2 separate regions of the Homo sapiens genome follow, and region 1 is linked to region 2. Evidence: chromatin contacts called from ENCODE Hi-C or POLR2A ChIA-PET data. All regions are on one chromosome and are shown on one strand. Each heading gives the region's core, a stretch centred on a gene start or an enhancer-like site at or near the end of the contact. The rest is flanking DNA. Distances are from core to core; before and after follow the strand shown. Region 1 holds the start of CYP2J2 (cytochrome P450 family 2 subfamily J member 2). Region 2 overlaps CYP2J2 (cytochrome P450 family 2 subfamily J member 2).

Region 1 (3,398 bases), core at 566-3,065, 34 kb after region 2:
AATGCATATACCATGCACATACTAATCAGAAAAAAAGTTGTGGCTATATTATATCAGATAAAGTACAGTTTAGGCAAATAAAATTATGAAGAATTAAGAGGGACATTACAGGATAAAAGGATCAATTCACTAAGAAGACATGATAATCTTAAATGTGTATGTGCAAAACAACAGAGTTTCTAAATACATGAAGGAAAAACTACTAGAACTGAATGGAGAAATAGATACTCTCAACTGTCCTTTGAAACTTCAACATTCTTCTTTCAGTAATTGATAGAATAAGTAGATAACAAGTCAACAAGGATATAGGCAAACCAAACAATATCATTACCCAGTAAAATCAAATTGATATTGATATCAATTACTTCACCCAACAATAATTTATATCAATTATTCCACCCAACAATAGTCAAATACATATTTTTTCCAGCCTCCATGGCACATTTATCAAGATAGACTATATCTTGTGTCATTTAATCAACCTTAACATATTTAAAAGAACTGAAATTGTACATAGTATGATGTTTGACCACAATGGAGTCAAACTGGAAATAATTAACAGAAATGATAACAAGAAAATCTCCACATACTTGGAAATTAAACAACATATTAATTAAATAAGGACACAGGTTTGGGGGCTTAGTTTTAACATTCTGTGGCTAATTCTGTCACTTAGTATTACCAATTGGGTATTTCTCCCATAAAGTGATAAAACTTTGTCTATCAATATTTGAGGGCAATATACAGCCATGTGTTTAAAGTACTGCAGGCATGTGCAGGGAAAGGGGAACTACTATTTGTTATGTACCAACTATATGTCAGTATTGACCATTCACTATTTTATCTAATCTTCATAATCACTTGTCACACTGTTGTCTCTCAGCAAGTTACCTGTGCTGAGTGGCAGGAAAACCAGTATTGGTTTCTTGAGATAGGGTTTGATGTCTGAGAGAACTTGAAAGAACTTGGTCACCAGAGTCGGGGAGCCCTGATAGGAGATTATTGTATAGAGACGGAAAGAAGCTGCATCAAGAAGGGTCCCAGGTGGTTCAGTCAGGAGTCTGAACACCGTTTGGCAAAAATTTAAGCAGAGGAAGAACATTTTAAAATTATTACTTAGTGAGAGTGCACTGCAAGGGAAGGAGGTTGAAGCTGGAGGGCTCAGTTAGTGTAGTGGGAATAACTCAGTTGAGAAATGATCAAGATTGAGGTAGTATTATCACCATTTTATGTATGGGAAATGAAGTTTCTCAGAAAGAAAGTATAGCATTTTTAAGGACAATCATATAAAAGAGGGCAAGGTAATCACATTACAAGTAAGGTGTTCCAGTAATGTTTAACATGACAACATGCAAATAGTAAACATTTAATAATATTCCATCCCTAGAAAGTGCAGGTGGAATCATGCCAGTTAATGGGTTAGGAAATGAAACTCAAAGTGGGTTTTACCAGGTTACCAGCGTTAGCCACACCTCTTCCTGCCCTTCATCCCCCACCCCACCCACGTTGCCGGAACGTCCCTTGTGCTGCAGAACAGAGTTAGGGTCAGGACACGCTAGGCACCTTCTCCCACTCCTACCAGCTGAACCTCCAGGTGCGACTGCTCGAAGTCCACAAGGAAGAAGTTGCCAAGGAAGGGCAGGCGCCAGGGCCCCGGCGGGTAGTTCTTTGGGCGCCGTCTTTTGAGAAAGTCAGCAGCGAGCAGAAAGGCGACAGTGCCCAGTAGGAGAGTCCGAGGATGGACCACTGCCCAGAGGGCAGCCGCCAGAGAGCCCATCGCCGCGAGCATGGCTCAGACGTCCTCCTGCTCTTCTGCGGTCCAAGCAGGCGGCGGTCCCAGCAGGCGACGGTCCCCGCCCCGCCTCGCTCCCAGCCGTGCCCCGCCTCCCAGCCCGCCCCTTCGCAGCACCCTGCGAAGATGCCAGGCGCTGGATTCCCGGGAGGACACGCACCGGTCTCAGAAAAGGCCAGGCTAGGAGCAGTTTCTTTTCTATTTAGAAAGCTCATGGGTTTACTGAGAGCGCCACAGACATTTGAGCCTCTGTTCGGTTCAATCACCGTCTCTCCTATGATTGGAACTGTGCCTGGTAAACAGCGATAACAACAGCAGTACCTAACATTTCTTGGGCTCTTACTATATGCCAGGCAGCACATCCGCCTCTTTACATAGATTATTATTTCATTTTGACAAAATTATGAAGGAGAAGCTCTCGGTAGTCTCATCTTGCTGTTGAGGAAACAGAAAAGTTAAGTACTAAGTATGTGGTGAACAAATAAATCCACCCTTCTGAAACACATCTAAACGAGGTCCTGTATTTGAAAGTGTCTGGAAGATTAAAAGGCACTACACCAAAGCTGCTAGCACTGAGCAGCAGCCATAATAAGTGCTTAATTAACATTTGTTGAAGGAATGTCTTAGTTCCGATCCTTGCTGGTTTGCTCTATTAGGCTCCTCTCCAAAGCCCCAAGACTGTGGGACCTCCAGGTTCCAGCCTTTCATACCATCTGGTGAGTGCCTGCTTGGGTTTCACAAATGGTGAGACTGAAAACATGAAACATAGCTCAGGAATAGTATAGTACACACTCATGTACTCAACATAGAGTCACATATTCTGCTTACAATATTTTATTTTATTTCTTTATTTTTGAGACAGAGTCTTGCTCTGTCGCCCAGGCTGGAGTTCAGCTCACTGCAACCTCCACCTCCCGGGTTCAAGCGATTCTTCTGCTTCAGCCTCCCATGTAGCTGGGACTACAGGCACATGCCACCATGCCCGGCTAATTTTTGTATTTTTGGTACAGATGGGGTTTCGCCGTGTTGGTCAGGCTGGTCTCAATCTCCTGACCATAGGTGATCTGCCCACCTCAGCCACCTAAAGTGCTAGGATTACAGGTGTGAGCAAGAAATGAAATGAGAGTTGAAGTCTCTTGTTCTCTTTCTAAGGTCCAGAGAGAAATACTAGTCAGAGCTTAGCTTTTATCCTTCTAGTCCACATTTTCCTGTTTTACTACAGCTGTTATGCATCCATACAATATTTCTAATATTTATATATGATATTTTTACACGAATTATTCTACAACTCAGTATTATGTGTTTGAGATTTATCCTGACTGATATATGTGGCTCTAATTCACTTAATTTAATAGATGGATAGTATTCTATTACTATGCCACAATTTATTTGCTCATTCCCGTATCAGTGGACGTCAGGTTTGTTATATCTCTCCTTCCTTTTTATTTTTTGCATTAAAGAATGATGCAGGGGAATGACTTCCATAATGGCAGCATGAGAAACCCCACAGAACCTCTTCCTAGTAAAAAATTGTGATTGCTAAAAATTATTTATAAAACTAAAATAATTTAAGTCCCTGAAAATTGTTCTAAAGGCATACAGTAAA
Region 2 (3,507 bases), core at 783-3,282:
AATTTACAAAAGAAGAGGTTTCATGGACTCACACAGTTCTAAGGGGCTGGGGAAGCCTCACAATTGTAGTGGAAGGTGAAAGGCACATCTCATATGGCAGCAGGCAAGAGAAGAGAACTTGTGCAGGGAAACTCCCCTTTATAAACCCATCAGATCACCTGAGACTTATTCACTATCATGAGAGTAGCATGAGAAAGACCTGCCCCCATGATTCAATTACCTCCCACCAGGTCCCTCCCACAACACATAGGATTTGTGGGAGCTAAAATTCAAGATGAGATTTGGATGGGGACACAGCCAAACCATATCAGGCACTGTGAGGTCAGTCTCCCTCCTGGACCTCTCCTGGGTGCATGCAGCCCCACTATGCCTGACCCAGGAACACTTCCCTAACAACTCAGGGAATCCTGTGTGTCCTGCTCTTCCTCTGCTTTAAGCCCTTCAACCTCCAACCTGGTTTTAAATTTACACTGCAGCATGCATGTGTCTGCATCTCTTTGTAGGAGAGTAGTGGAGAGAAGATTCACAGCCTGAGTGCCTCTTGGTAAATCCATGCTTCCTCCACAATACCACAGATCATGTTATGTTGCTTGCACACCATATGTCATCAGACCCCCTGATACAAGAGAAGGGGGTCAGGGGCCCTGGAGCTTCCAAAATAGATGGGGGAAAAAGAGAATTACAAATGTGCATATAGAACAAAATCTTTGTGTGGGACAGGAAGTGCTTGGACAAAATGGGGGCTCATATTTTAGAGCCTCTCCATGGGCTTTGAGAAAAAAGATATTTTATATGGCCAGAAAATTCAGTTACTCACAGTCATCTATTCCCCAAGGTTTCTGGTTAATTGTGCTCACATCCTATTTGGCCCTGGGTTCCATTGCATTTATCAGGTCAGGATGAGTTCCCAGTGGTTTTACACTTATTCCCCCAAGTAACAGGTATGTACTGCCCATCTAGAATCACAGAAAATGCACAGCAGAGTAGAAATGGAACTCAGAGATGACTTCAACAAAGTCCTTCATTTTACAAATGAGGAAACTGAGACACATGATGTATTTTGGCCAGTGTCCATTTGAGTCTCCTACTTGGGTGATCTGATTGGGGAAAAATGGAAGTCCTGGATGTTTGAGAAGTTCAAGTTCAGGGCCTGATTTGATTGGTTTTATTCTCAGAATACCACATGGCCTGTTTTCTAGAGATGCAAATTTCTGGTGGGTTACCAAAAAAAAAAAAAAAAATGGGCATAGGTGGGGCTCTCACTTCTATTCTTTCTTTTACTAGGGAAGAAACAAAACCTCCTCCCACACATTAAAAACCCAACCATGCCTTCCAGACATACTCTTTTCTTGGCTCCCCAGCTAGATTAGCAGCAGTCAAACATTCCTCCCATCCTTTTCTGTTTCCCTTTCTCACAGCGTCAATTGAATTGGCTTTTCTCTGAATCCCAAACAGCAGGAAGAAAGAGCCCCGTGATTTCATGGCCCATTTTGTTTTAAGCTATTTAAATTATTTAGGTCTAACTGCTTTCTATGGTTTGGGTGTTTGTCCTCTCCAAAACTTATTTTGAAACTTGGTCCCCAATGTTGCAGTGTTGGAACATGGGGCCTAATGAAAGGTGATTGGGTTGTGAGGGCATGGCCCTCGTGAATGGATGGATGGCATTGTTATGGCAGTGGGTTCATTGTTGTGACAGTGGGCTGATATAAAGTGAGCCTGGCACCTCCTGCTTTCTGTCTTTTGCATGCACCTGCTTGTCCTTCTGCTTTTCTGCCATGTGATGACACAGTATGGAAGCCCTCACCAGAAGCTGCCACCATGCCCTTGGACATCCCAGCCTACAGAAATGTGAGACAAATAAACTCCTTTTCTTTATAAATACCCAGTCTCAGGTATTCTATTACAGCAACAGAAAACAGACTAAGACACCACCTTAGGAAAAAGGATCTTTTTATAAGGCTTAGCCCAGGTTCCCTGGGAGTTCATTTGTTTGCATTGGTATTGGGGTCAAAACTTCGTGTACTATCAGTGTTACCTGGCCTTCTATTTCATAATCCTTATCTTCCTTCAGCAGCCACACCTAGAGTGAGTGAGCAGGATTTTGGCATTTCTGTTTTCCTGCTATAAAATACCAAGGTCGGCCAGGCACAGTGGCTCATGCCTGTAATCCCAGCACTTATGGAGGCCGAGGTGGGTGGATCACCTGAGTCTGGAGTTCTAGACCAGCCTGGCCAAAATGGTGAAACCCCATCTCTACTAAAAATACAAAAATTAGCGAGGTATGGTGGCATGTGCCTATAATCCCAGCTACTAGGGAAGCTGAGGCAGGTGAATCACTGGAACCCAGGAAGTGGATCACACCACTGCACTCCAGCCTGGGCAACGGAGCAAGACACTACCTCAAAAAAAAAAAACAAAAAAACAAAAAAAAAAAACAAAAAACAGGGCCCAGGGAGTTTAGGCTGGTAATAGCCACAAAAAGCTTACAGTCTAGTTGCAAGAAAAGATCACACCCACCATCGTTAAAGCCAGTGTGAAACAACATGGGAATAAGTGTCTGATGGAGGATTAAAGGCAAGAAGGTATTGTTAAGGATGAAAAATATTTCCACATTTGTTCCTGAAACCTGTTTCCCAGGTTGGTTAATTGTGGTCACATTCCACTTGGCCTTAGGTGTGTGCTTATGTAAACTACAGAAACTGTTTCAATGACACCTGCTTTCCCTGTCTCTAAATGAGGAATAAAACCTGCCCTGCTGACTTCTCAGAGGATCAGTCTGAGACAGAAACAAGATAACGCATGCACAGTGCTACCAAACTGGGGAGTCTTCATAGCTCACTTCTGTGGCTGCTCCTAGGGCCCACTTTTAACTCTTATCAACTATTTTGCACCACTTTGACTTGAGCTTCTCAACAGGTCAGAAGCAAACACATATCTCACAAAGGAAGCAGGAAGGAGGCACACTATAGATAGAACTTTTATGATGTGTTTTATGGTTTACAAACCACTTAAAGCTCACCATTTCTTTTGATTCTTACAAGAACTTTCTTTATGGAAGGAAACATTATCCTCTTTTCATCTCCTAGATAAAAAGGTAAATTATTTAGCATATAAATGATTTTCCCAAGGCTAATTCGGACGAGACAGTAGAGCTGGGATTTGGATCTAGTTTTCTCTGAGTCAAATTCCTCTGATCTTTCTTGAAAGTCACTTTCATTTTGTCCCAACACATCTGAGCAGACACCAGTGGTTTCAGAACACGTGCCATGTCTTCTTACTTTCCTTGCCCCTTTCTTTCTTAACAATATTACACCTGAGGAACAGCGCAGAGGCGGTGACTGACTGGGGAAATGGTGATACCCATTCTAAACTTCAGGCTCAGCTTCTCATTGTTTGGGGGCCTGAAGGTAAATTTTTGCATAAGGGAAGTGAAGAAAATAAACAGCTCAGTCCTGGCCAACTGTTCTCCGAGGCATGCCCGCTTTCCTGTAAGACAAAATCAAAAGA

Evidence for each region. Hi-C counts contacts between places; a loop is a spot of excess contacts on that map. ChIA-PET counts read pairs that join two places held with the same protein, here RNA polymerase II (POLR2A). Pooled maps may share reads with other maps.
Region 1: a loop to region 2 is called in a map of PC-9, with 6 times the contacts of the local background. The contact joins the promoter of CYP2J2 here to the enhancer-like site in region 2. A Hi-C loop is called at or near these places in 6 of 168 maps with a recorded cell type or tissue (Calu3, PC-9, Right ventricle myocardium inferior and 3 more), 1 of 37 single-sample maps with no recorded cell type and 4 of 50 pooled maps. POLR2A ChIA-PET finds 5 or more read pairs at or near these places in 3 of 52 experiments (CD8-positive, alpha-beta T cell, OCI-LY7 and naive thymus-derived CD8-positive, alpha-beta T cell).

Annotation. Positions count from the first base shown.
Region 1 is chr1:59,924,958-59,928,355 of GRCh38, forward strand. It overlaps CYP2J2 (cytochrome P450 family 2 subfamily J member 2), which reads right to left and starts at 1,816. Exons shown (of 9, transcript NM_000775.4): 1 at 1,580-1,816. The coding sequence starts at 1,789. RefSeq lists an enhancer at 1,164-1,699.
Region 2 is chr1:59,890,344-59,893,850 of GRCh38, forward strand. CYP2J2 (cytochrome P450 family 2 subfamily J member 2) reads right to left here. Exons shown (of 9, transcript NM_000775.4): 9 at 2,965-3,486. The coding sequence ends at 3,308. Among named protein-coding and RNA genes, the nearest start is that of CYP2J2, 35 kb to the right of the region's middle. Within about 2 kb of position 2,033, at least 4 of the 41 ENCODE cell types and tissues checked have a DNase peak (open chromatin) inside an H3K27ac peak, as active enhancers do; they include CD8-positive, alpha-beta T cell and PC-9, where a contact is called at or near this core.